Linked DNA regions of Homo sapiens: region 2 is linked to region 1. A link is an interaction called in ENCODE POLR2A ChIA-PET data of the cell type or tissue named here. Cell type or tissue: Panc1. All regions are shown on one strand. Each heading gives the region's core, and the rest is flanking DNA. Links, peaks and the distances in the headings are about the cores only.

Evidence for each region. ChIA-PET counts read pairs that join two places held together with the same protein. Peaks named below come from ENCODE experiments on the same cell type or tissue, not always from the same donor. Only the 100,000 strongest peaks of a DNase experiment are listed, where the experiment ranks them.
Region 2: POLR2A ChIA-PET joins it to region 1 with 12 read pairs; 3 of 35 experiments call an interaction of 5 or more read pairs at or near these places.

What each region holds. Positions count from the first base shown.
Region 1 is chr6:40,989,912-41,005,757 of GRCh38, reverse strand. All of the region lies in intron 1 of LOC101929555 (a long non-coding RNA gene), which reads left to right. Among named protein-coding and RNA genes, the nearest start is that of UNC5CL, 41 kb to the left of the region's middle. RefSeq lists enhancers at 7,440-8,112, 8,113-8,786. In Panc1, for the core only: CTCF peaks have their summits at 5,922 and 6,032 (motif pointing left); no DNase peak of the experiment used is centred there; H3K4me3 peaks cover 789 bases; H3K27ac peaks cover 7,951 bases.
Region 2 is chr6:40,831,973-40,847,818 of GRCh38, reverse strand. No RefSeq gene overlaps it. Among named protein-coding and RNA genes, the nearest start is that of UNC5CL, 200 kb to the left of the region's middle. In Panc1, for the core only: no CTCF peak of the experiment used is centred there; no DNase peak of the experiment used is centred there; H3K27me3 peaks cover 2,438 bases.

The sequences.
Region 1 (15,846 bases), core at 5,086-13,085:
CAAAATTTGCCTGGTGGGAGCCCTTTCAGTTTGGCTCCCGTGCTCCTTTGACATGTCACCATTAGAATTTGAGCACTTTCTTGATTTTTAGCGCAACCTGACATCCTAGGCTTACCCTGTACTGTCTCTGCTCCAGAATCGGATCAGTCATTTCTCCCAAGGCTCCTGGCTCCTTTCAATGGAGAACACTATTAAAAAACCAAATTCTGGGTGCTTGGTGCACTCATTCCATTGGAGCATTGTTATTTCTAGGCTCTTTCAGTGGATAGAGCTAGCAAATACTTTTTCAAAAAAAGAAATCTTGTATTTACTTTGATACTTCCAATTCAAATCCAACACCCCAGGGTCTTCCTTCCCTTCCCACAATCCCTATTCATGTGTTCTTTCTCTCACAGTGAGAACTTGGTTCTCAAAATGCCAACATATTCATTAACTTTCTCTATTCTACAACACACACAAATCATTTCAGAGTTACTGCACCAGTTATACTACTAAGAACAAACCTACTCAGTCAGGTTTAAGGCATCTTTGTGGTGTTTATTCTCTTTAGAATATATTCCATTAAGGGTGTATAGTCAGGGTACTGTGTCCCAAATTCTTTGAATTAGAATTTTTCTATATGATTTGATACAGAATTAGGTTTCATTTGCTTTTGTTAAAACTCATCTTTAGGTTTAGTTTTTTTTCGCTCTTGGTAATTTAATTTTGTTTCTAAACATGTAAAAACATTTAAATGATTGAAAAATCAAACATATATAAGACGGTATACTAGAAGATGTCTCCCTCCGATCCCTAGCCCTTTTGCTACATTTCTACATTTCTATTCACACCCTGCAGATAACTATTTTCGTTAGATTCTCATTTACTCTTCCTGGTATTGTTGTTGTTTTAAAATAGCATTGATCCAGCTGAAGAGGAAAAATGGAAATTTAGCTAAAGAAACTAAGTGAATCTCTCTTATAGCTAGATTAGAAAAAAATAGTGCAAGAATGGAAGGGTAAGTTGTAGTAAGAAATTAGGGACGCAAGAGGCTTAGAAGCCAGGGAACCAGGGCATCTTCTGGGCTTGAGAGTCTCAAAAATTTGATGACCCTAAAGGCAATTGTTGGTGGCTAACCTTGCAGAAAAATGTTACTTCCTGAGGATGAGGCAGGATGGTCCTTCCCTTAAAGTGATGGAAAGGGGTGATTTCATGAGGCCTGCCCTCAGGAATAAAAGCCAAGAGAATTCAAAGTATGGGCCAGGGACTATAATTAAGAACTTTTAGTCTCTTGCCGGGCGCGGTCGCTCACGCCTGTAATCCCAGCACTTTGGGAGGCTGAGGTGGGTGGATCAGGAGGTCAGGAGTTCGAGACCAGCCTGGCCAACATAGTGAAACCTGGTCTCTACTAAAAATACAAAAATTAGCCGGGCATGGTGGCATGCTCCTGTAGTCCCAGCTACTTGGGAGGCTGAGGCAGGAGAATCGCTTGAACTTGGGGGGCGGAGGTTGCAGTGAGCCGAGATCATGCCACTGCACTCCAGCCTGGGCAACAGAGCGAGACTCCGTCTCAAAAAAAAAAAAAAAAAAACTTTTAGTCAGGCTCTTAAGTAGAGAGGTGGTTGGGAATAAAGGAGTGACAGCTGTCAGCAGGAGAAGAAGCAGCCTGGGTCCGAAAACAGTTGGCTTAGGATTCAGAAGTGGCCATGAAGGTTCACATTTTGTAAAACAGCCTTCAGCGTCCCCTAAGTGACAGAGGGCAAGGGCTGAATCCAGCAGTGTGGCCCCACCTGTAAGAAGTGGGGTAGGAAAATCTACTGTCTCAAATGAGCTAGGGGTTCTGAACTCTCTGAGGAACCCCATTGTTCTCTGTTCTACATGCAAAAATTAAGGGAAAGATTTGCGTGGAGAAAATGATTTAACATTCGCCGAAGGTAAAGTGAGGGCTGTGCTGCCTAACTATGATTTTACCTCCTTCTTTTCCAGTAAGGAAAGTGGTCTTCCAATTGAAAAGGGTAGAACAAACATTGCAAAGAGGGGATTGAAGTCAAGGACAGGCATTGAGGCAGTAAAGCCGGTAGCAGCAGCTGTGATAAACTCAGGGCTCTGACCCTGATGAATTATGTCGTGCAGCCTGGGAGGGACTTGACATGAGATTTCAGAGTCACTGTCATCAATCTTTGATAAATTATAGGGGAGGGATTTGCGCTCAATGACATGAGATGGGCATATGAGCTCTTGACATTCAAAAAGGGGAAAGGAATGAATTCTGGAAGTTACAGAGCAGTGTGCTGGGATGTTCTCACCAGTGGATGTTGGGAAGGTGCACACCTTCAGCAAAACTGGTTTTGAGTTCCAGCTCTGCTTCTGGACCAGGGCAGGGCCTGGGCAGATATTTAGAGGTTAAGTTTCTACATTCAGAACCAAGGTGGTCTGGAGGGGGTCCAACCAGGGGGACAACGGACACGTTTGGGGTCTTCTCTTCATTCCTTCTCTAGTAATTCCCGATTTACCACCATGGACTTCCGGCAGCCATGGTTTCCTGTTTTAGGTTGGTTTCCAGAAGCAGACCCTGAGGCAAAGGTTTGTGTGAAAGTGTTAGGAAGTGTGTTCCCAGGGAAAATCCAGAGGTCGTAGGGAACTGGAAGAAAGAAGGGAAAGAAGTGAGTATGAAGCAAAGTGTCCCCGAGGGTAACTTTGGAAGAGTCCCACAGGGGATGTCTGTTAATGGTGTAAGTCACACTTCAGAGTTGTTTCATCATGGAGAAGGCTGGAGAATGTTTAATCCTTATGTTGTCAATCATATTGATTGAGGGTTGTCTTAGGGGATGTGAATTCCCAGGGCTGAGGCTGCCCGAGAACAGTCCTCTGACACAGAGACTCAGGTGCCTGCTGACTCAGGTGGAAGCACACCAGGAGGGGATCAAATGCCCTGAGGGGACATCAGGAGGGCACCGACAGCCTTCACAGCACTGCCTGACCCCTTGCAAACTAGCTGAGACTGTCTCTGGAAAGCACCCCGTCCAAGGTTAGCCCACTGGCTTTCCTCTCCTAGGAGCTTGGAGAAGGGTCTGAGAACTGCAGGATGGAGCCTGGGCTCATTGGGCAGCCATGTCCCCCCACCATTTGGGCTCTAGGGACATTCGTCATGTCTGACTGCTTAGCACTTTTTGAGCATCATTCTAATCCTTGTTAGAGTTCCTGACATATGGGAACTGCTGCTCCAAGGCAGAATCCAGAGAACTGAGATTTTTAGTATTTTTTGCAGCTGGTGCCAGTCATGTGACCCAGGCTCCACCGGTGAGGAGAACCTACATTAGACTTTGATTTGGAAACACATAGCTCTGGGTGGTGTATTCATTTTACTCATGCAGCTGGCAACTCAGGCTTCTTATTTTTGGGATCCAGTATCAAATTTCCAGTGCAGAGGTGGCAGCCACACAATTGCAGTAGAGTTGAGTTCCCGGCATCCAGTGTCAGCCTACTTCCTTTTGGGGAGCGATATTAAGAGTAACAGGTCTAAGGAATGCTGTAGGCAGAGGCTCCTTGGTCAGAGAGATGTTTGACCAAGTAGCTTAGCCAGAAGACAGATGGCAGAAATGTGGTGGGCTAATCGTTGGTTCAACCATATCAGAAGAGAAAGGGGATTAGTGCATTGATATTGGCTGGAAGAAGGTCTCTAGTGGCATACCTTAGGGGTCTGTCTTAGCCCTGTTCCATTCAACATTGTTATCAATGACTTGGATGAAGACATGGGAGGTATGGTCCTCAACACTATGGATAACACAAAGTTGGCAAACATGTTGGGTTACAGAATCAGTTTTCAAGATGATCTTAATATCCTGGAAAACTAAGAAAAAGATAAAACCCAATAGAATACCTTTTAGTTGTGCATTGAGTTAAAAAGAAAAGCAACTGTATAAGGACAGACTTAATAAGAGTGGGCGGAAAGAAAACTTTGGAAGGAGAGGTAGTGTTCCTCTTTACATATTTATATCCCACATATTCCACAAAGGATTGTAGGGGGCTTATAAAAATACATGAAATAGGAAAGAGTTAAAACACAGTTGAGGGAATTGGGGCAAAGTTAAAAGTAGAAAAATACTAAAAGCACAGATAAGGCAAAGTCCCAGATATGCATATGGCCCAGTCCTGCAGTGGTTACAAAAGGTGCCCTGAGCTCCCCTGTGGCTGAAGCAAAGAGGGAAACTTGATCTAATTTGAGATGTGCATAACAAATCTCATAAAAGATAAAACATAAAAGATAAACAAACCATTTATCCAGAAGAAGCACTGCTTTTCTTTACAGTGAAACCTGAAAGAACGTTCTCTTCTGGGTCCCTATGAAAAGGACACCTTGTGAAGCAGAGGATAAAGCCCTCAAAAGGTAGGATATCAAAACAAATTCAGTGAAAGCAATTCTACTTGGAGCCAGAAAAATTTTATCCAAACACCAGTTCTGGTTTGAGGTTGAATGTTGTGTTTCTCTCTAACTCAATGTTTCTAGACTTTTCTTCAGCATTGTTCCCCTAAGGAAAAAAAATTCCCTTCCTTTCATTTTTTCCCTATCCTAAACACTATTTTAAATAATAACATAAAATAATATAAATTTATAGAGAGATAAGATATGTATTGATAAATAAATGTATAGTAAACATAAATTAAGAAATAATTACATACTATTTTGTTGGGCAGGATTAAACTTTGGAGGGTCATAAAACTTTGAAACATCTAAGATTTTTCACACCCCCACCCCAGCCAATTTCCACCCCCTTGGGAGCACTTGGGAGCATTCACACCCTGGAGAATGCATACTCTAATGAGATGGAGAATGGAATGTCTTTGGGCAGTTCTCCCCAATCATAGTTACTCTCTAGACAGCACTTCTCTCTCTGGTGAATTTCCCTCCAATTGTAATTGGTTTTTTGACCGATGTGACTCCATGGAGTACAATCAGGAGGTGGCTTTATTTTTCTCCAACTATTGTTTTCTAGCTCTCTGTTGCATTTCTCTTCCTTATTTCTGGACCATCCCTTGACGTTGTTTCAGGCACAGCCCACAGCTTTTTGGTCACCTTCAGTTATAATAACTAGTTTTATTTTGGCTGCCTCACCTCACTTTCAAGCATTGAAAGGTCGTGGCCGGGCTAAATCAAAACTTCAATCTCATACCCAGCACTATGCTTCTCCCCTCCCCATCCCTCAGCTCAAGCCTGAGCTAGGTCTGCCTTGGAGAGGTGGCCTAGTCTGCTTTTTACCACCTTCCCCCACACCTTGCCTCTAGTTCCTGGGCTTCCCTTTTAGGAGGAAGTCTTATCAGACCTAGAGTAGGGACACATTCCGTAGTGGTCACGTGGCCCAGATGAGAGGGATGCCCACCTCATGCCCTCTCTGTACTTGCCACTGCAAGCCAGCCCAGCCAGCTTCCTACATTCCTTTACAATTCTCTGGACAAAAAGCAGGTGCCAGCCTCCCTGTTCCAGAACCTGGGGGCAAGGGCAAGCCCCAAGCTCCTGTCTGGGGAGCACCATGTCAGCCTACTGGTTTCTGTGGCTCAGCCAGCACCCAGCTGGGTATTGGACTCACTCTCTCCCTCTCGAAGGCCTCCTGACCTCCCTGCTGTTCTCTTGGATCTTTGTGCCTCACTTGAGGATGGGAGAAACATCTTCCTCCTGCCTTCATGGGGAAAGGGAGGGATGGAGAAACACCCTAGCCTTTCCTACTAGGCTGACAACTCCCTACTCTTAGAAATGCGCCTATTTCAATGGACTCGCAAATCTTCTAGTATTCTCTTGGGGTGGTGGAGGTGGGATGGGAGGATTGGATCACTCATCTTTGAGAAAATCCTGCAGGTATCCTCTGATCACTTTCTTTTTAGACTGCGGGGGCACTTTTACTTATTGCTATCCACTTTAGGGCTTTTAGCAGAAGTTCTGAGATTGCAGGGAAAATCCCATTTGATGTCCCATTAAGTGTTCAAACTTCCTCTTTGACTTGGCTGCCTTGCCGGGGATCTGCTTGCCAAGGGCTCTCTAACCTTGACTCAGCACAGCTCCCTCCAGTGGTCTTAGGACCCAGATGTGCAGCTGAGGTCACAGCCTTGCTCCAGGCCCTGCCTTTCCACAGTGTGCTGGGAAGCAGATCTTCTCACCTCCTCTGTACTGTGGAGGCTGACATCTTTTCCATTTTGCTGTGCATACCACGTTTGTTAAGGGAAAGAGGCTTTGAAGGAAGAATGGACATTTCTTCAATAAAGACATGTTATTTCTTTTGGCTTTGGGGGTCAGTTTTTTGTTTGTTTGCCTTTTTTTTTTTTTTTTTTTTTTTTTAAATATCAACACTCTCTAAAGTTCTAAAGGTAGGAATAAGAAGGTCTAGTGTTTTTTTTTTTTTTTTCTGTTTGCTTGTTTTGTTTTTTGTTTGTTCTTTTTGGGTTAAATTAGAACTGGTGAGCCAGCTCCAACCTGGCATTTCCAACTCGAAGTTCATGGTTCTGTCTCCTCTCAGCTCCGTGCGCCATCTTTGCCTGTTTCTTGGGTACTGAACCACGCTCAGCAGCAGGGCTGCCAGCCCTGATTTCCTGGGTCAGTCAGGCAACATATCTGAATTCTAAGAAAGCCACCTGGAGCATAATGACTTTCCTCTCAAGGTGAGACTGTGGCCAGCTAGTGAGAAAATGTGAATGAGGGCGAGGGGCAACTCTGGCCACCTTTTAGTCCCGTGGGCCATGTATATTAGTCACATAGGCTAGGTTTTGCTGCAATTGCAGGTAACTCCACAACAGAACTTATTTTTCATCTGGGCTACGTGTCCACTGCAATCCAGCCACAGCTCTGTTCCATGCTTTCTTCTCTTGGGGACCAAGCCTGTTGGATAAGGCACTATCTGGAACATGTTCTGGTCATTGTGACAGCAAGAGAAAAGCCAGAGAACCACGTGCTAGCTCTTAAAACTTATACTCCAAAGTGACACATGTGACTTCTGCTCACATTTCATGGGCCAAAGCAAGTCATTTGGCCAGAGCTGCATATATCAGAAAGGAGGTGTCTATTTCTCCTGCAGGGAGGGGCACTGAATATTTGGGACGGTCTTTTTCCAGGAAGATACCAGCTCTGCCTAAAATATAGCAGTTGCATGCGATTTAGAAATCTGACAAACAGGATTGTCAGAAAAGATCTGAAGGAAGCTGCCATGTGGGGAATTGTAATTTTTTCCCCTAAAGATTATTTCATGCTTGTTGGATCCATCATATTCTGAAATCCTTTTGCTGTCCAACAAATATTGATAAGTGGAGGCTATTCAGTCACATAGTTCTTAGGCATATCACGCCATAGCTCCCTGACATATGCCTACTGGCTGCCTTAATTTTCTCCCAATTTGTAGCTCCATGTTTCCCCATCTTCCTCCCCACACCCCATCTTTTTCTTTTTTTCTTTTTTTTTTTTTTTTTGCCCTTCTTCATTTCTTCTCTGGTCTCCAAAACCCAGATGACTGTGACTTTTCTGTGATCACTTAAGATTTTCAAGCTCCTCCCTCAAGAGGCTGGTAATTTCCACTTGGAGCATTTTCCTACTATTTTGTCCAGCTAAGCAGTAGGTTCTTAGGAAAACTGTGTGTCTTGGAGAATGAATTTCCATCAGAGGTAAGTGATTGGCATGCTTTTTTCTGTTTTTGATTAAAAATAATTTTAATATAATATTTTACTAGATTGTCTGACCAGAAAAGAAATTACTAAAAATCATAGCTATAGAGGCACTTTAACAAAATAAATATTTAATACCTGGGACCTATTTGGTACTTTTCTCTTTGCCCCTTCTTATTACAAGTACCTGAATTCTCATGCTTGATTGCCAGATGGGATCTTGAAGTGTCTGGCCAAGTCCTGTGGGGGTCAGAGCCCTCTGTTGCGGCTGAGCCTTGGACCAGCAGTGATCAGAAACCTTTCCTGGGGGGAGGCTTTTGTTTGCTTGCAGGAATGTTTCTGGGCCACCACCCCAGGTAGCCCATTCACCGTCCTGGCAGGGAGAGCTCATAAAAGAGGCAGCCTATTTCACTTTTTTCTTTCCTCCTTATCAACTGGGACAGTTTGTTTTTCCCTCTGACTCATAGATCCGGAATTTCAGGACTAGAAAGGGGCTCCCCTGCTGTTTTCTTCAAGTGACAAAAAGACAAAGATAGAGTTTAGCTACCTATAGTGCATTTTACTTCAGCATGAAGAATACTTATAATTGTCTTTTCCAATCAGACATTTTCCTAGCCAGTTTGTTTACCTTATTTTGATTTTGAGGAGGCCCATTTCCTACCTTGTTTTCGTTTGTCTTATTTTTTACTGGTCTTAGCTGGGTCTTTTGTGAGCTGCTAATTTGCTCTCTGGTCTCTTAGCAACCAGGAACTTTTCCAGCTTGCTGCTGAATCAGACCTTGGAGTTGCAAAGTTTATAACAGAACCTGCTGAAGGACAGTATCTCTCCTAGAGCCAGCAATTTTAAACCAATGTTTGAACAAGAAAATTAACCAGGGTTTCAGGACATGTACATTCACAAAGGCAACAACTACAAAACAAATGTCTGGCTCTCCAGAATGGTTCCATTCTCTTCCGCTCCCAGCCCCAGATGGCCAAGTGCTCTCTGGCTTACTTTGTCTTCCCTCCTGCAGCACAAGGCATTTCCCATTCCCTGTTCTTGGGCTGATGTGAAGCAAATGGAGCCTGCTCAGATAGGAAACAACTGTGCCCTGCCTGGAGGAGAACCAGAAAGGGGTTCTGGGTCTGCTGCTTGTTAGCAGGGGGTCAGGGCCAGCTGGTCACATGGTCTTTGACAGTTTCATTCCACACGTATTTATTTCACGCCCACTAGGTGCTAGGCCTCAGCACAGGGAAATGCATAGAATACAGCTGTGTCCCTTTAGAGCCTGTAGTCTAGTGAAGACAAACATAAATAATCTGGTTGCTATCCGTGTGACAAGCCTGCACTCACGATATAAACAAAGGACCGTGGCAGGAGAGAGGAGAACTTTGCCTGGGCAGAGGAGTGAAAGCCTATGTGAACTGACCACACTGGAGGCAGGTGAGGGGATGTGCAGTGTGAGGAGGCAGAGGCTACCTCTCTCCACCTTCAGCACATGTGCTGCAAGTCACACACTCCTGGCATTGGTCACCTGGGGGAAGGGAGCCCAAGAATATTAGCCAACATGAGAGTTTACTAGTTCTTCAGGTTGTCTATGACGATGTAAAAAACTGCTCCAAAGCTTTGTGGCATGAAACAACCACTATTTTATTGTGATCCCAAATTCTGTGGGTCAGAAGTTAGAAAAAAGCACAGAGGTGGATCTTTCAGGGGAGGACTGGAATGGGGGTGCTTTCAACCACTGGGGGCTGGAGGATCCACTTCCAATAGTTTTTTCACTCATATGTCTGGCAGCTGGGCTGGGCTGGCTTACGGGTGGGCTCAGCTGAGAGAGCATGGAGTTCTCAGGATTGTTAGACTTTTTTTTTTTTTTTTGAGACAGAGCAAGGCTGGAGTGCAGTGTTTTAATCTTGGTTCACTGCAACCTCCGCCTCCGGGATTCAAGAGATCCTTCCACCTCAGCTCCGGAGTAAGTAGGATTACAGGTGTGCACCACCATATCCTGCTAATTTTTTTGTATCTTTAGTAGAGACAGGGTTTCACCATGCTGGCCAGGCTGGTCTTGAACTCCGGACCTCCGAGGTGATCCACCCACCTCGGCCTCCCAAAGTGCTGGGATTACAGGCGTGAGCCACAGCACCCAACCCATTGGACTTCTTACATGAAGGCTCTGAGAGAAAATAAATGTCCTTTGAGAGCTAGGCTGAAGCTGTATGGCCTTCTATGCACCCTGCCTTGGAAGTTACATAGCATTCATTCCAAATGTACTATTGGTGGGAGGTGCCAAGGACCCATTCAAATAAAAAGTAGGGGACAAGGTCTGCTGTGGTGGCTCACAGCTGTAATCTAAGCACTTTGGTAGGCTGAGGTGGGCGGATCACCTGAGGTTGCCAGTTTGAGACCAGCCTGACCAACATGGAGAAACCTCATCTCTACTAAAAATACAAAGTTAACTGGGTGTGATGGCACATGCCTGTAATCCCAGCTACTTGGGAGGCTGAGGCAGGAGAATCGCTTGAACCTGGGAAGTGGAGGTTGCGGTGAGCTGAGGTTGTGCCATTGCACTCCAGCCTGGGCAACAAGAGCGAGACTCCGTCTCAAAAAAAAAAAAAAAAAAAAAGAAAAAGAAAGTAGGGGACATAGATCTACCTCTTGATGGAAGGAGGATAAAAATATTTGCAGTCATGCTTAAAACACCACACAGGAAAAAAAGAGTAGTCTCAGGCCAGGACTTGTACATTTTAGACTGACTCTGCCTCTCACTGGCTGTGTGACCCCAGGATTAGGTGCTTCTCCTCTCTGGGCTCTGGTCTCTTCATCTATAAAAGGAGGGCTTCACCAGGTTAATCTACATTCCCTTCTAATGAGGCGCAGCAGCATAGCACATGCTCCGTAATGACCTATTGATGAGGAGAGAGCTGAATTTTAACTGTAGGAAGGATCTCCAATGGAATCATGTGGATCATTAAGTAAAATAGGAGTTTTTGAATTTTCACACTGAAAGAAACTTGAGGAAATATAGTCTGGCTCCCTTGTTTTATAAATGGGGAAATTGAGATCTAGAGAAGCTACAGGTCTTGCCCAAGTTCTGGAAGTAAGTTAATGAGGGCTATTAAAGAATAGAAGCTGGAGGCCAGGGCGCGGTGGCTCAGGTCTGTAATCCCACCACTTTGGGAGGCCGAGGTGGGTGGATCATGAGGTCAGGAGTTCAAGACCAGCCTGGCCAAGATGGTGAAACTCCGTCTCTACTTAAGAAAAAAAAAAACCCACAAAATTTAGCTGGTTGTGGTGGTGGGCACCTGTAATCCCAGCTACTTGGGAGGCTGAGGCAGGGAATTGCTTGAACCCTGGAGGTGGAGGTTGCAGTGAGCCGAGATTGCACCACTGCACTCCAGCCTGGGCAACAGAGCGAGACTCCATCTCAAGAAGAATAGAACCTGGGTCTCTGAACCACACATCCTGTGTGCCTGACCCTCCTGATATTCCATTTGGAATTTCATTCAAACATCCACTTCCAGGAAGGCATCTCTTACATAAATTGAAGGATATCTGTAAAAAGCCATCTGGAAATTTTCCCTGTGTCCAACCTAAGAAGTTAATTGGGCTTGAGGGTGTGTTGGCCAGATCTGGCTGTTTCGCTGGACCTTGCTCAGGACTGGAGCAGGATGACAATGGAGCTGTGAGACTGATAGGGAAGAGGTGTTTGCTTCTGCTTTGGGTCCTATTTTTTTCATGCCGACCATGTTCAGAAATGGCTCTTGTGCATACATAATATGGTGACTGAGTTAAATAATAAATGATAAGAGAGGCCATGGGAGGTGGGAAAGCAAAGGCAAGGGAGAAGGAATCTGATTTCAGCTGAAATTGGAAAGGACAGTGAGCTGCTGAGAGAAGGAGACGAGATAGAAAGGCAGAAGAGCCCAGAAGTAACGAGAACAAGAAAAGAGTTGGTGAAAGGAGCTGCGTGACTTATTTAAGGTCCCAGGAAGGCTGAGAGCTAGAGGGGCTGAAGGGAAGGGCAAACTGAGTGTGGAAATATAGGCATGTCATTGGGTACTGGAACAAGTGGGAGGTCCTGAAGTCCCATTTAGTGCTAGGGAATAAAGCAACAAAATAGACAGTAGGCCATGAAGCTTTGGTTCCTCATGATAAATGGGCTTTTCCAGAGCTGGATCAATCACAGACAGGGCTGTAAACAGAAACAACTGGCTAGGGCTGATTTTGTGATATTGTTTGGACATGGGCTGGGAACAAAATTTATCTGTGCAAAGCTATCCATCAGGGTACTGGGAAGGATGGAGGAAAGGAAACATTGAGGAAGCCAGGTGGGTTTTTCTGGGTGGAGCCTTACTCCCCTATCCATCCACCCTATTTCCAGCTCACGCAAATTCCATTAACTCCCTCTCTAACCCATTGCCTCCTGTTCTTACCACAATTCATGCTAGACCTATGCCCATCTCGTTTCTTCTGAGCCATTCCATCCTAGTCCCAATCCATACACAAGCTTTCATCACATTTTTCAGCATAGCCTGTCCCCCTCTCAACTCCTCATTCTTATCTTCATTTCATTGACAATTCCCTTTATTTGGTGCTTATGAGTGAAACAGTCTAAACCTTTGCAGGATTAGACCCTCAAGATGCTAGGCCCTTTGGTGCTAGGAATTCCACATCCCTAAAGCTAGGCTTTCAATCCTTTTTATTTTCATAAATACACAAAAGTGATGTTTTTACAGCCCACTAGGCTCAGCCCAATCCAGGCCCCACCTAGCTACTGCAAGGGCTGAAGTATCCAGATATACCTGGAATCAATTCTCAGCACACTGTTTGGGAGATTGTGTAGTTTGCACACCCCCAATCACAACATATTTCCCCTATAGAGTTGTATTTTGCCTATTTGCCCTTTGGCGGACTCAACAAGTGACATCAGTTTCAGTGACACGAAGGCTTCATCCCTCCTCTGGTATCTAAGGCAGCAGAAAAATGGACTAGCATGGCGGGGATGCAGTTCACAGCAGGGCTTTCTCATTTGCTTTAGTTAGGAAAAAGCAGTCATGGTGTTCAAACGCATTTAGGGGAGAACACTATTAGTAACAGAGCTAGCAACAGTACTCAGGTCAGAAAGGGAGACAAAAGGGAGTATCAAGTAGTCCCTGCTTTTGTGAGCTTTTATTTTGCAGCAGGAATGAGACCAGCCTGGGAGGACGTCACAGAAGACTGGAAAGATGAGAACTGTAAGAGAAGCTCACAGCCCCTGGGTTGAAAAGAAGCAGAGGGCCTGGCCAGCAGGGAGAGAACCGTACAGAGGTTTACCAAAGTCTTCATTTCAGATGGGCCTGAGGGAGGGATAGGATTTCCCCAGGAGCAGAGTGGGGAGGAAGAGCACATTCTAAATCCAGCAAAGATCATGAGGAAAGGTCTAGAGGGGAAAAACAACAGATGGGATGGAGAAAACCACATAGTCCAGGAACCCTGGGGAGTGTGTAGACTGTAGAGGGATAGTTGGAGATAATTTCAGAGAAGGAAATTGGAGGAGGGCATGTAGGGCTTTGATTCCAGAGTGAGGAGTGTTATGTGCTTAGGAGGCAACAGGGAGCCGCTTGTCTGAACTCTCATCTGGACTGGTGGAAGTCCAGGGTGCTGGCGGTGAGAGAACAAAGTAGACTCGGACTGCCCTGGAAAATGCAGAACCCTGGGCACGTAGGACCAAAAGGGGAATCAAGACTGAGACTGTCACTGAAGCATAAATTCAAAGAGATGCAGATGAGAGGAGGGGCCTGGTGGAAGATGAAAGTCTGGAAAACTGTGATGCCAGACAAGAAGTGGACTCTGTGCGGAGGTAAGAGAAAGTGCCTGGTGAGTATCCTTGAGCCGCTGGGGCATAGTCAGTCTTTTTTGGAGGGTGTGATAGGTTTCAGCCAGAAATGAGAAGGGATGATTAAGGGCTCAAGCTAGCTCAGACTCTGCTGGTATCTGAGGCAAGGACTTAGGTGACTACAGCCATGGACATTTGGGAGCTCTAGCTGGAAGATAAACACGGTGTTGGAAAGGCAGTTCACTATGAGCTCTGAACTTCCCTGCACTTTTTTGCTGAATGTCTCAGATTGCAGGGTTTGTCTCTTTCTCGATACTGAGCAGTTCTGTATCTGGTCATAAAGGTGACTAAGTAGGGCAAGGTAACCATCCCTACCTGGGAGGACAGGAGGAGAACCTATTTGTTGTTTGCTGCTTACTGCTTTTTTGGGCCCTTGGCTTGGGGTTCTTCTCCTGTAATGCAACCCACTGGGTGTGTAGGTACCACATGGGCCCACAGTGTTGTCCCTGTGTGACTTGAGAAGAAGGGGAACTGATGCAAACATGGTGCTTGCTGTACCATGAGTAATACAATATTTTGCCTCTGACCAAGAAGTTTTATGCCTTTCACCAGGGTTCATGCTCAGTTGTTAGCCTGTAGATAGGGTAAAATCTAAGACCCTTCACAGTTTCTCACAGTAGGATAGATTTGAAGGGAAGAGCCTGGAACTATGGATAACAGTCAGGAGGCTATAGAAGTCAGGATGCTTTTGGCTGCAAGTAAGAAAGTATATAACTAAGAGTGGCTTAAATAAGAATGACAGTGATCTTGCATCAGATATGAAGATTGGGAAGTTCCAGAATTGATTAATTTGAAAGTTTAACATCAGGTTTTGGATTAGCTTTCCTGTGATCCTCTCCACTTTCTCCTCATGGTCCCAGGATAGCAGCCATAGCTCCAAGCATCACAGCCTCACATGAGAACAGGTCCTATTACTCACATAAAGTATACATATTGGAGAAAGAGCTTTTTTTAAAATATGGCTCCCTTTTTCTATCAGGGAGAAAACATTTTTTTTCCAGAAGCCCTCCTGGAAGATTTTCTTTCATGTTTCATTGGCCAGAACTGGGTTATGTGCACACTGAAAATCAATCATTAGCAAGTGGGAATGAGATTTCCATGAGTAGTTTGGATAGGTGATTCTTGAACCTGAATGTGCATCAAAATGACCTGAAGGGATTGTTAAAGCACAGCTCTCTGGGTCTTACCCCCAGGGTTCTGATTCAGTAGACTTGGGGTGGAGGTCCAAGAATTTTCATTTCTAACAAGTTCCCAGGTATGTTGATGCTGCTGGTACAAGGACATACTTTTAGAACCACATATCTAAAACGAAGTTAGAATAACTTTGGGAGATTATATCTCTTTGTGTGTGTGCGTGTGTGTGTGTGTGTGTGTGTGTGTGCATGTGTGTGATGCCTGAGCCCTACACCCGACCTATTGAATCAGAGTTTCAAATGGCTTTGGACATCCAAATCCAGTAGCGATTGCCACAGGGAATGTCACAAGGATTCAAGCCATAAATGAAAGAGCCTGAATAAGAGAGGGGCTGGGGAGTGACAGGGAAGAGCTGTTCTGACAGTCTTTGAGGATAAAAGCAACAAGACCTGCTGATTGATTGGATGTGGGAAAAGAGGGGAGAGAGGGAGAGGAGTTGATGATGGACCTGGAGGGGTGGAGGGTTTCTAGGGAGCCATGAGGGGAATGAAGGAAACCTTAGGAAAACCTGCAGGAACAGGCTCTGGGGGAATGTAATAATTCCAATGAGGATGTGATGAGCTGGAGATGTCTGTGGGACACCTAGTGGGAGAGATGCAGGAGGCAGTTGGAAGTGCTTGAGGCTGGAGGTGGTCAGAACCATAGCAGGGGCCTCTCTCAGGGGGCTCCGCACCTCAACCCCCACAGCCATTCCATTCATCTACGTGGCCTCAGGCCTCAGCATCCCTGACCTGGACTATTTCAGTAGAAACCCGCTTGGTTTCCCGGCTTCCAGAGTTACTGGAGAATGGAAAATAATTCATTTTCGATGCAACCCTCAGAATGATCTTCCTAAGACAAAACTCTGATCATTTGACTTCATTTCTTAAAGCTATTCCGCAAATTCCTAATACTATGAAGAGCTTCTCAACCCAGCCACACATTAGAATCGCTGGAGAGAGTATTTAACAAATTCTGGAGCCTGGGCCACCTCATCACCATCTCCTATGATCTTCCGATTTAATTGCTTTGACATGGGTCCTGGGCATTGGTATTTTAAAAAGTTCTCCTGGTGATTCCAATGCGCGGCCAGAGTTGAGACTACTGACCCAACAGGACAAAGTCCAAACCCCTCTGCACGGTGTGTAGTTCTTTTACTGCAAAGTTTCTGCTTATGTTGCTCGTCTTATCTCCCTCCA
Region 2 (15,846 bases), core at 3,118-11,117, 160 kb after region 1:
CAGCCCTTGTGACATGCAGTTGGAAAGGAGAAATATTAAGTGGTAGAGAGACAATTTTAATCCCATAGCTCAAATTCCCCCTGTCTCAATCAGAAGTAAGAGAGCTGGGTAACCACAGGATCTTAGCACTTGGCTCATTCCAAATTTCTGGAATTCTTTTCCTTATCAATCCCTTTTCTGATCAAATCTTCACCCACTAAAAATATGGTCATAAATAATGGTGCTGGTCTCTTTAAGATTTGCACACTGGGAGGGAGTACGAGTGGGAAGGATGGAGGATGATAAGAGAAGGAGGAGAGTAAGAAAGTTTTCTTTTTTATTATACTTTAAGTCCTGGGGTACATGTGCAGAATGTGCAGGTTTGTTACATAGGTATACACTTGCCGTGGTGTTTTGCTGCACCCATAAACTCATCATCTACATTAGGTATTTCTCCTAACGCTCTCCCTCCCCTAGCCCTCCACCCCCCGACAGGCCCCAGTGTGTGATGTTCCCTTCCCTGTGTCCAAGTGATCTCATTGTTCAATTCCCACCTATGAGTGAGAATATGCGGGGTTTGGTTTTCTGTCCTCGTGATAGTTTGCTGAGAATAATGATTTCCAGCTTCATCTATGTCCCTGCAAAGGACATGAACTCATCATTTTTTATGGCTGCATAGTATTCCATGGCATATATGTGCCACATTTTCTTTATCCAGTCTATCACTGATGGGCATCTTGGTAGGTTCCAAGTCTTTGCTATTGTAAATAGTGCTGCAATAAACATACATGCACATGTGTCTTTATAGTAGAATGATTTATAATACCATTATATACCATTTAAATACCATTTGACCCAGCAATCCTATAACTGGGTATATACCCAAAGGAAGTTATTATATAAGTGGAGCCTCTGTGATGCCAAGCACTGGAGGGCAACTTTCAGAGGTGACTTTATTCAGTGGCTTAATGAATGGTATTTTCTTCCATTTCTTCCATTTTCTCTTATTATGTAATAGCTAGAAGCCTACCAATGAATTGAGAGAGGTAGCAATAACTCTAAAAGCCACTTTTGGCTCTCTTTAGATGGTACAAAAATGATGTCAAGGCATTTACAAAAATGTTTTTTTTGGCCTAATCTCAATTTTAATGGGATTAGGACATAATAACAAACTAGTTCTGAGAAAGCACCTTCACCTGAAGCTAAAATATTGCAATTCTAGAATGTAGCTTTTGGAAGAATGAATATTTAGATGTCATTTTCATCCTCCAAGGTACATGCAATCGGTGTAAGTACTGCCTAGAATGCCTCTCCTCTGCCTCCCCAATTATGTCCACTGAATTTTGCGGAACTCTGGAGAGAACATTTGGAGTTGGAGGGCTCTGGCAAAGGTCTGAAGTGCAAGCAATGGATACTGAAAAAGGGATGCATCTGTTAGGCATGTAGGCGGCTAGCATGGCATCTTGGTATGATAGTTAGGACCCTGGTTAACTTGCAGGCTTTCCTAAGTCTGCCTGGAGTTGGATTCTGACAAAGGATGCATTAGTAGTAAGAGTAGCTAACACTGACTAGGCACTTACTATGAGTGTCAGACATATCTGTATGTTATGTGACTACATCCTTAACCCAAGATGAGTGAGTTAATTAACTTACCTAGACCACGCAGCCACTAATTAGCCAAATCCAACCCAGCAATGATGTCTTATAGATACCCAAGATCAAGCTGTTGACCAGTTTCCCCAGGACTCAGTGAGAACAGAGAGGTGCTCATCTGGGAAGGCTGGAGAGAGAAAGAGGAGGTGCACCAAGTGGCCATAACACCCAAATATATGAACCAGGTGAGGCGATGAGAAAGTTATCTACTCACTGGGCGATACTGGCATGCTTACTACAGGAAGGAGGCTGTTGGGAAGGCAGAGCCATTTGGAAGCTGACTATTCAAGAGACCTCAGAGACCATGCTGAGGCATTTAGACAGAAACCAGTGAGGAGAAAAGTTGAGAGCTGAGCTGGGAGTGGAAATGGCTGACCACAAGGAGGCGCAGAAGACACAAAATTTGTAACTTACAGGTCTCCTGGACCTCAGCCTCCCTTCTCCCACAGGCACCCTCTAGTAGGACGGTCTCCTCTCTCCCTCCTCTCCCACCACATCCATGTCCAAAGCCTCCTGCCAGAAACTACCTTATCTTCTTAATATGCAGTCTAAGCTTGACTCTTTCCCCTAAAAACTTCCTAGACTTTCACATCATCTTTCTTTGATCTACTTAATACCTAGTGTGTCTGTTCACTGCAAGACAGTCCCTGCTGGGACCAGACCAGGGCCCTCCCTACTCCCTATACATTAAGACGTCTCTCCATGGAGAAAGATCAGAGCCCTCTCTGTTGCTGTGCACACCCAAGATATCTGCCTTTAACTCAGCAAGACAAAGGCCCACACCAACTCCTCCATAAATCCACCACAGTTACCACCTTGAAAGTTCTGCCACCACAGGGACTCACACTGAAGTTGAATTTTGTAGGTCAGTGATTTCTGATTTTATTTTTATAACCATCAATTTCCACATGAAAAAATGTAGCAGTTTTCTTTTTCCTTTCATTATCTGCTTTTTTCTCTCAGGTGCTTATTGCCTTGGCTTCTGTTATAATGAACCCTTCCTTCCCCCACCTGCTTTCCCAAATCCTCCCTCCGTTGTCAAAATCTCCTACTTTTTAAGCTTTCATGGAAACTTTGCCCCTGATATACCACAGCCCTCCAAGCCCAGGCTGGGCTGTGCTCTCCCAGAGATGCTGAGAGAACTGCAGCAATTACTCATCCAAACTCCACTGGGATTCCCACAGACTCTCATCCTCCTTCCTTCAGTACCCTAGGCCAATCCTTCCACTGTACCCTTCCTCACTTCTTCCTCTGCAATCTTGCTCCATTAACCCAGCTTCCTTGATAGCTTTAACATCCCCTTTCCATATTCCCACCCTCAGCCTACAGACATTGCTCATTTTTCTCAAAAACCACCTTTGAGCCTCCTCTTGAAGTTACCAACATTTTTATTCTCAAACTTGGTGCTCGCTGCTTAGCTTCCACTTGTCTTTATTCTACTGTATCTCAGTACAATCTAGCTTTCAGTCCCTAATAACTCCATAAAACCATCCTTGCTACGGTCATCAATAATATCCTAATGGTAAAATCCAATCAATTCTCATAGTCCCCAGTGCTCACTCTGCTTTATTTTATCTATTGGCCACTCTTCTTTTTTGCAAACTCTGGCTTTGTTGGCACCATATAATCATGGTATTATATACTTTGTTATTTCTCTGTGATCTCTTCTTTTATGATCTTAGGCCTTAGGGACTCAAGGAATTTTTAAACATCTGTTATGTAGCAGTGCATTGTGCAGTCATAAACGGTGCTGGTGCTAGCTCCTCCTGCTGTTCTCCATTTCCTGTGAGGCTTGTAGGCATACTCTTTTCCTGTCTTCCCTACCAGCCTGGTAGTATGGGCCTTCACTTGTGAAATGAAGGAAAGTTAAAGGGAGATGAGAAAGGACAAGAGAGAGATAGATGTAAATAACTCTTTTTGTCAGCCTTCAATTGTCTCTCAAGGTGGGGAGAAATATATACGTTGGTAAAATACTCAAAATATTGTCAGTTCTTCAGATGCTATGAACCTTTGAGTAACAAAGTCTACCAAATGACTTAGGACAGCATGAAAATATTCCCTGAAAATAATTTTGAGAAGGGGTAGTGGTAACAGAAGATCTGAGGCCAGCCCGTTTTTCCCCAAGCCTGCTCCATGACCCCCTTCCAGTCCTCCTTTTCCAGCCAGAGGATCTCCTGAGCCAAGGTTCCATTCTCTGGATTCCCCAATCATTTCACATGATCTTGTATTTCACATGGCCCATCTCATAATGCCTCTGTCTCTTCTGCCTCCTTTGAGTTTCCATACACAAAAAGTCTATCAGAAACAACTCTCACCACTGACAATGATTTTTAGTGACTGCCTGGGAAAGAACACTCCCATTTGGTGTAATTTTTTTAAAAAAGAAATTAGTGGATGGGAAGTGTTAGTAATTTCAAAAAGTTTCCTTCTTCTAGTAGATTTGAGCAATTTGTCCAATCACTGTGTATTAAGGAATTTAATGTGTGAACAAGCATTTCCTGGAAATATTTCAACCAATGGTATCATCTCTGTAGCTTAAGTGATAAAGGACAAAGAGGAAATATATGGGATAAGCTTTTCTGTAATGTATTTGTACTTTGAGGGCAGATATCTATTTGATCTTTCATAAATCATGACTATCTCAAGCCTGTTTATGTTCAGATCCTGTTCTCGTTCCTGTTCCTTCTAAGCTTGTCTCTACTGGCTACAATTTTTCCTCTCCCTCGAGTTCATGTCCCTTTTATTCCAGTAGGGCTGGAGATACTGGCAGGACAGGGGAAAAACCGGGGTCTGAGAGTGCAGGCATTTGTCAGTGACTTTCCCTCTACTACCCCTCTGGGTTTCCTTGTCTGCAGTCTCTCTACTGCCTTCTGCAGAGTGGAAAGTTTTAATATCTCTTAGCTTTTTACAAATTAACACAGAAATTCTGCTGACAAGCCTTACCCTTTCCAAGGTTTAAATCCCAGGGCTCTTGAGCTGTGACAATTTAAATGAGCAAGATTTTCAAAAACTGATGAGTGAGGTTTTAAATGTCTTGTAGAAGCATGTTGCCAAATCCTCTTTAAAGAATTCTGTAGGACAAAGTAGTCGGTGAGCAGTTGCCTGCAGGTGCTTGCATGTGCGTGTGTAGTAGTGGTGGGGAAGCTGTCTGTGAAGAGTAATTACAAACCATAAGAGCTGGAAGAAACTTTAGGAACTAATCCACCAACAAGCACATTTTAAGGATGAATAAAACAGAGCTGAGGAAGGTCAAGTCACTTGCTCAAGGTCACAGTGTCATCTGTAACTTAGGTCTCCTGACTCCAGTCTAGCAACCTTTCTTATTTCATAAGGCAGTGTAGTGTAGGTTATGTAAGAATGATAAGGCAATGAGCAAAAAGACTGACTTAGCTCACTGGGGAAGCAACTCTCAGGAGCCAGCACTGTGTCTATTTAGCATATCTATTTGGTCTACCTGCTGTCTTTTGCTGTTCTAACTGATAGCTTTCTAGTAGCTCCATCTCCATTCCGCCCCCGTCCGACCCATCAAAGGTTAAATCAACTATTAATCTAAGAGGTCAAGATTATTTAAAGATACATTTAACTTTTATTCCAAGAAACAGAATAAGCAACAGAATAGAAGAAAGAGCAAGGAGATTTCAAGCCACGAACTGTAATTGCAGGAGCAGTTAAAATCCACTTAGTCACATCACTTCTAGACAAGACAAGAAAACACACTTTTCCCTATTCCTCCCAATAAGTACAACTAAATACGCTGGACATTACATATAAAACAGACACAAGAAGTTTCTGAAATGAGGAGAAAAGAAGGTAGGACAGCTAGGAAACTCAGGAGGTGAGGAACAATATGTAGTAAGTTCCCTGGGTTTTCTTTTTGCCTCATGTATCCCAGACTTGGATCAGGACAAGCAGGTAACCTGGAAATGTCAATGGGCACAAAATATGGTAAATGTAATACACTTTTCTTTTCCTTTTGGCTTTTCTATATTATGTTTGATGGTCGAAGCAAAAATATAACCCTGTTTGATGTGGCTCTCAGTGAATGTACAGGAAATAATTAAAACATAATTAATAATTATATACAGGAGAGGGTAAAGGAACATAAGGGATAGTAAGTTTTCTATACTTCACTCAAACTGGTAAAATGATGATACCGGTAGACTGTGATAACTTACGTTATATTATGTAATACCTAGAACAACCACTAAAAAAATTTCTAGAAGATACATTCAGACATGCTCTAGACAGATGATAATGGAATCCTAAAAATGTTACTTTCACTCACAGGAAGGCAGAAAAAGGAAAACAGAGAAATTAAAAACAGAGAACAACAGAAAAGAAAAACTAAAATGGCAGATTTAAGTCCTAAGATTATTAATAATTGCATTAAATATAAATGATCTAAATATATAAATTAAAAGAGTAATTGGTCAAGTGGATAAAAATACATGCCTCAACTATAAGCTGTCTATAAGAAACTTCATATATAATAATTTAGGTAGGTTGAAAGTAAAGGGGTTTAAGAAAGTATACTACGCAAAGGTTAATCAAATGAAAGCAAGAGGAGCTTTCAGAAAAAGTTGACTTCAGACCAAAGAAAAGTACCAGGAACAGGGAAGAACATTACATGATAACAAAATGGCCGATCCACTAAGATATGCAGTCCTACATGTGCGTGGACCACAAAAACAGGGCTGAAAAATACGTGAAGCAAAAACCGATGGAAGTGAAGGAAGAAATCACAAATTCACAATCATAGTTGGATATTTGAATCCCCTATCTCTCAAGAATTGATACAGCAACCAGAGAGAAACCTGTATAAACAGTATCAGCAAGATATAGAAGAACTCAACCACACCATAAAACAACAGGATCTAATAGGCATTTATAGAACAGCATATCCACAAGAGCAGAACACATTCTAAAGAGCCCACGGAACAGATACCAAGAGAGGCCACATCCTGGGCCACAAAAATAACCTCAACAAATTTGAAATAACTGAAATTATGCAAATTATGTTTTCTAACAAAAATGGAATTAAACTACACATAAAAAGAAAGAGAAAATGAAATGTTCAAATAACACACTGCTAAATAATCAAAGAGGAGGTCTCAAGGCAAGTAAAAAAGAAATCTATGCTAAAGCAGTGCTGAAAGAGAAGTGTATAGCACTTAACATTTACAGTAGAAAAGAGGAAAAGTTTCAAATCAGTAACCTAAGCTCCTTCCTCAAGAACTTAGACAAAGAAGAACATAATAAACATAAAACAAGGGGAAGGAAAGAAATGAAAAGAGAAGAGCAGAAAAACAATAGAGAAATCCAATAAGACACAAACTTTTTAAAAAGATTAATAAAATTGGCAAACTTCTAGCAAGACTAACAAAAAAGAAAGAGAGAAGACAAATTACCAGTATAAAGAATGAAACAGCAGATATCACTGCGGACCCTGTAGACATCAAAAGGATAACATGAGAGTACTATGAACAACTCTACACACATCAGTTTGACAACTTAGGTGAAATGGACCAAAATTCCTTGCAAAACACAAACTATCACAACCTCCCTTATATAAAATAGACAATTTGAATAGCCTTATAACTATAAAGGAAATTGAATTTATAAGTTAAAAACTGCTGAAAAAAAAACCTCTCCAGTACCAGATGGTTTTACTGGCAAATTCTACCAAATGTTTAAGGAAGAATTAATGCCAATTCTACACAATCACTTCCAGAAAATAGAAGAGGAGGGAACACTTCTCCAGTAATTTAAGAAGCTAATATTACCTTGATACTAAAACCAGACAATGACAGTACAAGAAAAGAAAGCGGAAGACCAGAATCCCTCATGAATATAGATGCAAAAACTTTCAGGAAATTATCAGCAAATAGAATTCGGCAATATATATAAAGCAAACTTCAAAAGGTCACATACTGTATAATTCCATTTCTAAAACATTTTCAAAATGACAAAATTATAGAGATGGATAATGAATTAGTGGTTGCCAGGGGTTAGGGATGTGGTAATGATGATGGGGGTGAGACTATGATGCGGTGGCATGAAGGAGATTTTTGTGATGATGGAATAGTTCTGTATCTTGACTGAAGTTCTCATAAATCTACATTTGTAGTAAAATGGCATAAAGCTATACCCACATTATACCAATATGTTTCCTGGTTTTTAAATTGCATTATAGTCATGTAAGATGTAACCGTTAGTGGAAATCTGGGAACAGGTACATGATACTCTGCAGTATCTTTGCAACTTCCTATTGATCTATATTATTTTTAAGTATACAGTTTAAAAACAACTTAGTCCATATTTCAGCTAACAGATGTGATGTCAGGATTTGGTCTATCAGTGGCCAGATCCCCATGCCACTCCATTGCTGTTTCAATGTCCTAGGGTATGTCAAGTCCCACAAAACATTTGCTCAAGTCTTAATATTTGCAGCTGTTTCTACCAGTTAATTAATTAGAACTTTGTACCAAGGTACCAGTGAAGCAATTATTTGGCTCTTTGCTACTAAACTCGATTTTTTTCCTGTCCCTCTTTGGCCTCTGCTTTCCAGGTGGAGACCTGGAAAGCCGAAACAGGAAAGACAAAGGAGAAGAAGGTTGCCTTGGTAGTATCAGGCCTGATGTGCTGAGGATGGCTTTAGTCTCTCTCCCTGAGATGTTCATGATTTTCAGTCAGAGTTCACATGCCTGGGTTTGGAGTCTCAGTAGTGGGCTTGGAAGATGAAGAAAAGCCAACATTGCTGGCTGGAGAGTAGACACTGGGAGCACAGTGTGCCAAAGCTGGAAACTGAAGATGGGGCTGACACAGACAGGAGACTAGACCATCAGGTGCAAAGCAGAGGCCCTTTATTTCTGGAATCAGGCTTCTGATCAGGGCCCTAATTGCTCTATGAATGGAACACCGAAAGTGGCTGGCTCCTACAGGCAATCTCATTTATTCCTAATGACCACCCTGTGAAACAGTTACACGTATGCAGCGTTATACAACTTAACAGTGCTTGTATGGGCATGATCCCGTTTGAGTCTTCCAACCCATGTGCAATAAGTAACCAGAGCAGAGTTAACAACTTAGTTAAGCGACTAAGGGCAGAGCTAATCACATAAGGAAACCGTTCACGAGGTTTTGGGACAGTGTAGACAAAGACGTCTTCCACTTCAACCACAGCATTCACTCTGACCATGTCTGCATATTCTTGGACAGAAGAGAAAACTAATTCACAGTGGGTTCAAAAAGGCTGACCTTGGAAATCTTTATTCCACTAAAAGCTGATTCACTCCCAGGGTTACATTTGAACAAGTCACTGGGCCATTCTATTATATGTGTACTTCCACTAAAATAGCTTCTTAGAAGCCACGCTAATTATACACCAGGATATATCTCTGATAGCCTAATTCAGCCTTGGGCTTTTTTTTTTTCCTCTTATACCTCAAAGGTTCTCTCTGTACTGGAAGTCCTGTTGTCAATCACCTTCCAACCTTAAGAGCTAAGCACTGCATTCCCAAGCAGGGGAAGGTGGGTCACACACATGATCAGCTTTATTGGCTGCTAAAATTTGATGGTGGAGCAGCCGATTGATGCCTAAATACCCCTAGATGGCTTGGTCCTCTTTAACCAGCAGGTTGACTCCTGAAACAATCTCATTACAAGTTAGTGACCAGTATTAAGGTTCTTCATCTCCCTCACCTCAGTAAAAACTGAAGGCCCAGCTGTGGTGATAATTCCTTCCTTTCTGAGCACAGGAAATGAAAACTGACACCTGCACCAGAACCTGGAGGTCCACACTTCAATGTGGGGGCCCACAGAGTGCCTGGATATGGAAACCATTAAGCAGCCTCAGCCAGTCTGCTTGAGAATGCAAAGGCATTCTCAAGTTTCAATAATAAAACTGCAAGTCCCAAGAGTAGGCTTAAAAACCAACGTCCTAGGGGTTCTCCAAGAAATATCCAGTATTTTGCTTAGAAATATCATAGTTGCTAATCATCAACTGTTTTACAGTATTTTCAGCATATCTGCACACATTTGATCTTACAGTTCTGGGCAAATTTCTGGGCAAAATTCTGGGTAAATTCAGCACTATAAGGGCCAGTATTTGTACATGAACCACACTTTTGCATTTATGAAGTGCATCCACACATACTACACTCTGATCCTCTCAACCAATCCTGTGAGGCAGTCAGAATGGGAAGGTAAGAATAAGACCGATGCACATTGCAGAATGTAGGCATCATTGTCTTAGAGCAAGTTCAGCTCTTTTCATTTCCTTTTACCCCCAAGATACACTATACTCATTTCTCAAGGAGATGTGCCATATTGCTAAGCCAAGAACTGTCCATATTGGTCCCAGATTCAAGGGGCTTTGTTTATATATTGTTTTCATCTAATTAGAGAATCATGAAAACCACTTATAAATACATTTATTCCAATTATTATTTCTTTTTAATAAATATCACCAAATAACTGAGTTCATCAGCAAGACTTTGTAAATGATTAAATTGTGCCCAATAATTTATGCCTCAAAAATACCTAGTTTCTTTCTTGTAGTTTTAGATTCAGTAGAAACCAGAGGGAGGGCCAGAGGAAAGAGGACTAAATACAAAGCCTGGAGCCGGGTGGGCAGAAATAAATGTAAGCAAAATAGCTCCAGGCAATTTCTTAGTGCTCCTGGCACTTCTAAATCTTGGGGAGTTCAAGGACACAGCGCTTCTCTCACACCCAACGTTTACTTCTCAGCAGTCTTCAGAATCGTCATAAAAGTCAGGGGGTAGAGGATGGGGGAGGCTGGTAAAAAAAAGAAAGTTCTACAATTCCTTTGTTAACTTTTGAGTAGGAGAAAAAACTCTATTTTAGCCATAATGCTAAAAGCAGAAATTCCAAGTTCATATTTAATTGTATATCCAAGAAATCATCATTCGTAAGAAGTGTGCCAACTATGTATTAGATACCGTCTTATAGTCATTTCAAAGTCTAACTTAAAATATTTCTTTTGGAATAGATAATTCATGATTAAACAGTCAAAATTTTGAATGATTTTTCATGATTGAAAAATGGAAACTGTACTGTGAAAAGTCTTCTGGACGTTCAGTTTCTCACCCTGGATGATGCTAGTAGTCAGTTTCTTTTGTATAGGTACAAAATCTCAGGAAAGATGTAAACAAATACAAAAACATATTCTTATCCACCTTCTTCCTTTTTACAAATGAAAGTCTGCTTTTAACTACTGCTCTAACCTTTTCCTCTTGATTTATCTTCAAGATTTTAAAGTACTTAAAGATGCCTCATTCTTTCATGATGGTATACTATGTCATTGTGTGGAGGTACCATTATTTAACCGGTCCTCTACAGAAGGCGTTGGTTTAAATCTTTTGCTGTTATAAACAATGCTATGATGAATTATCTCTTACATGCATCATTTTGGAATGTATACATCTTTAAGGTAAATTCTCAGACGTGGAGTTACTTACAATTTTGATATACATTGCCACGTTGTCCTCCTCACCAAGTGTGTGTTGATGTGAAACTTTCAATTTTTGCTGGTTCTCTGCACCCAAGAATGTTGCGGTTTGGTACATCTCATTACACACGTAAGAATCTTCATGTCCTCAAGAGTAGTCCATAATAAGCTGAGCAGACTGATGGAACAGAAAGAATTAATACAGGTTATGGCTTCTGTCTTTGGAACAGAGTCCTGGATGAACTGCAGGTGATATTTCAACTAGAAATTGTCAATTCTTCTCTGCCTCAATCCAACAGCCTAGTAATGCTTCAGCAGAGACATATGCACAAGTCATAAGCATTGTCTAAAAACTGGTATTACATTTGCTTTGGTTCTGTTTTCTAAGTCAATTCATAACTGGCTATAGATTCCAGCTCCCTCCCCTAAATAGGTAAATGTGCCCCGCTGTTCTTCTGTTTGTAGAAGAACATCATGGACTTGTTTAACACATATACTCAAATAGCATATAGTCACTCCAACATCAGAAGCAGTTGTAAAGACTCCATTCATTTACCAGTCTTTCGAATGCTCCCGCATTTGGGATGATGAACTTCAACATGCGTGTCTTGAGGCCAAAAATCATAAGCAGATTTTCCTGACTTCCAGTTCATCTGTTTTCTTCTGAAACAAGGATGTTGTGGCAGCAGCTAGCAATAACTGTGCCAGCTTGTTCTTTCAGAGGAACAGTGTTCTCTCTGCATTGAAAAGATCAGGAGCTTTGTAACACAGGCAGGTTCACATTCTCAGGTGTAAGAATAGTTTCATGGCAAATTCACCGAAAAGTGCAGATTTCAGGGGTGCCATCATCTCAGTTAGGGGGCCCTTTCCTGCCTGCCTGCAGGGATGCCTTTGTTCCCACTCAGTTGGGACAGCTTGTGTATCTTCCATATCATTCCTAAGTCATTTTTCTAAGAAGTCCACTTGCAGAGATGAGGGTATAGATGAGCTTTGAGAAGTTTGCACCTTCTCATGTACTATGGACATAATCCTGCAGCATTTTAAGAATGTGAGCAAAAGCTATTGTCTCCACGGTGGTTCCAAGGCTGGAGTTAAACAGCTTAACTGATGCCCTAATGTACTGATTCATCAAGTTGAGTCTGTCAAGCAGTTGTTACTCAACTGCTAAACAATGGAGCTAGGTACATAATCTTTAATTAACTTGGTTTTAGGCTCACTGGGCAGATCACTTTCACTTGGGACAGTATCACAGGTAGTAACAAATCTAACCCTCCAGTGACAGCATAGTTTTGTTCATTTAATCATTTAATTTTAATTTATTTAAACCTAGCCTCTCAATCCCTTTCCTCAGAAACCTGGCTTCCCTGTCTAGAAGCAAATAGTGAATTCTTCCAGAAACATTGTATGCATATACAAGAAAGCATACTCTTAACCCAAGTCATATGCAGCAGTGTTTTAATATTCTTTTATCAACTTCCCCAAATTTCTGTCATGAGTACACTCCTTTGGAGCAAACAGGCAATAGGCAACAAGAATACAGCGTGCCCTTCAAAAGCTACATGTTAAATCAATACCTTTGACTGAGAGACAGTCCTGGGGTTTTGGCAGTGCTATATTATCAGGAACACATTTACAAAACATGTCCTAGGTGGGTGTCTCCTGGGGAGATGTAAAACATTTTTATTATAAAAACTCTTAATTCTACACAAAAGTAGAAAGAATAATGTGAAATCCCATGTGCCAGTCATCTGGTTTCATCAGTTATTAATCTGTATCCAATCTTCCTTCTTCTATTTCTTATTGGATTATCTTAAAGCAGATCCCACATGATAATTCATCCTGGGGGAGACTTTCACAAAAATGAGTAAGAATACTCATTTCAGAGGGTAGTTTACTAATATTTTCCCCAAAGCTGGAACCTTACTTATGGCCAATCCTACAACAACTATCTTACCTTCTCAATATGGTCACTATCATAACCTTATGCTGTTCAGTGGCTTTCACTATTGAAATATCTTTTTCCCTAAATGGATAGAAAACAGCCAGCAGGAGCCTGCAACGCTGTTAGAAGTGAGGAATGTGTTACAGAGGACCAAGAACGAATCCTCACAAAAGGTTCATAGATGTCCTTTTCCCCATACAGGCTTTTGGAAAGGGTCCCTTCTTCCCCATTTCCTCAACATAAACTGGCTGGCAACATCAGGCCTCTTAATCGGTCAGGCTTCCTCCCTTTTCCAACTAATAGAGACATCTAGAAGATCTTTCATATTTCAGACTTTTAAAAAGGGTCTGCTGAAAACAGAGGCTGGCTCATGAGAATCCCTGGGAATCTTTTCTACTGGGGGATATTGGGTGTGGAAGAGGTAGGGAATAGTGAATAGAGACAAGATGGAGATTAGAGATTTAAACACACACACACACACACACACACACACACACACACACACACACACACACACACACATACACACAGCAGCCTGAGCTGCTTCGACCCTTATAAACAGATTACAGACAGGTTAGGAAAAGGTGATGCTCTTAAATCTATTGTTGGAGTACAAACACATGTTTGTTTAAATATCAACATGGGCAGAATGGGTCAGGGGTGGCCTTCCAGACAGGACAATGTCACTAGAAACCAAAATGCACTTACACAATGCTTTGACATGTGGAGATTTAAACAAAAGAGGTTTGTGCTGGCTTAGTGTGATTTTACAAATAAGGTACTTATCTGGTTGAGTCACTCCCTCTTATTACTTTTGGAAAGATATACTCCAGGATAGAAATTGGTTCTACCTGGGACCCAAAGTTTTCAGGAGACATATTAACTTAGAGTAACTAAGTCTTAGAGATCCACCTAAAGCACAAGATGTCATGTTAGGGAAAAGCAAGAGAGTATCTTAGACTCTAGGGCATAACTACAAGAAAGGAGTTACTTACCAGAAAATAAAGGCCTTGAAGGCACTGCCTTGCATGGAAGAAAGTATTTTTCTAAAGGGAAATCTTGAATCCAGAAATGGCCTGGGACCTAGAAACAGGAACCAGTCTAAGGACCTGGGCCCAGCAAGGTGAGTGTCCATGCGGAAGTAAATGGGAGTGTCTGATTCATGCAGGGTTGGAGAAGGGAAGACTGGAAAAACATGCTTTCCTTTCCTTATAAACAGTGTATTCACTAATAACTCTAGACTGGTGGAAAAATAAACATAACTTTGTAGCTCTTAAATCCATGGAAATTTCTTACAGATATAGAGAGGGTACCATTGAATCAAACCCTTGCTAATCTGCTACTCCTTGGAAAATACCAGGCTGTTCATTAGCACTCATTGGAGCCACAAGAAACAACTTCATCTAAGAAGGGAAGTGATTAAAGGTAGGTTAAAACAGAAATTAGAGCCTAGGGTGGGCTCATTGGCTCATGCCTGTAATCCCAGCACTTTGGGAGGCTGAGGCAGGTGGATCACCTGAGGTCAGGAGTTTGAGACCAGCTTGGCCAACATAGTGAAACCCCATCTCTACTAAAAATACAAAAATTAGCCGGGTGTGGTGGCAGATGCCTGTAATCCCAGCTACTTGGGAGGCTGAGGCAGGAGAATTGCTTGAACCAGAGAGGCGGAGGTTGCAGTGAGCGAAGATTGCGCTACTGAACTCCAGCCTGGGTGACAAAGCAAGACTCCATCTCAAAAAAAAAAAAAAAAAGAAATTAAAGCCTGCTTCTGATTCAGAGAGCCATGAGCTGTCTCCGACAGGTCTATTAACTGGTAGTACCAAGCACTCCCTAACCCTGGACTCAAGTGAGAAGTCAGGCAAATACTTATTCTTGAAGAGATACTAATTATGGCACTGAATTATGATCATGTTGGCACAGCACGAACTATTCTAGCTAGAGGTATTCCATGACCTTGGCTTCAACATTACATGAGCCAACTCTTCATGCTTGCAGTGTTTAAGAATTAAGTGTGGGTGTTTGTATAAATTATCTGTTCTTCATCGTGTCTTAAGTGGCTTGCTCTTTTTCATTTTGAATTTTCCTAGCAGGGAATTCCCCAGCATCACAGCAGGTATCAGCAACACAGCATCACTCCAGTACACCTGGAGATTGTACTTGGCTTTTTGTGGAAGAAAATGCATCCTTCAACAATCTCACAACCAGTTCCATTCTCAGGCAGCTTGATGTTTTTAGAATGTGGATTTGTCTGAGGCTCCAGGATTACTGGTTGTTGCCTATCATGTTCATATTTGAAATAATAATAGGCAGAGTTCCTCCAACCCCATCTTACTAGTATCAAGGTTTCTGACATCTTCAGTTACTAGAGATCAGCTTCATAAAGCTGTCCTTTGTTGGCAAATACTTTAAACTCCTGCAAATCTTTACCCAGAATAACCCTTAACTGCTTCACAGTCATATGTGTGAAGGCAGGTGACACTGAAAATCAAACCCGTCAGGTTCAAGGGAGGAGGGATAATGAGAATTCCTTTTACATATGTTTGCTACCTGAGCTGAAGCAGTTGCTGTAGCAGGCTTAATCTTTTTAGTTGAAAAGATGCACTCTGCCTCAGCCTCATGAATACATAATGAACCCTCATCAACCTCGCTAATGAGACAGGGGAAAGTGACCAACGCTGCCATATTCAGTTAACCAGGCAGGTAATGTTGTTCCAAATCAGTTTTATCACCAATACATGGAGGTGATGACAGACACTAGGTCATTTCTCTTCTCTTTAATCATTGTAGGCAGAACCTATTTACA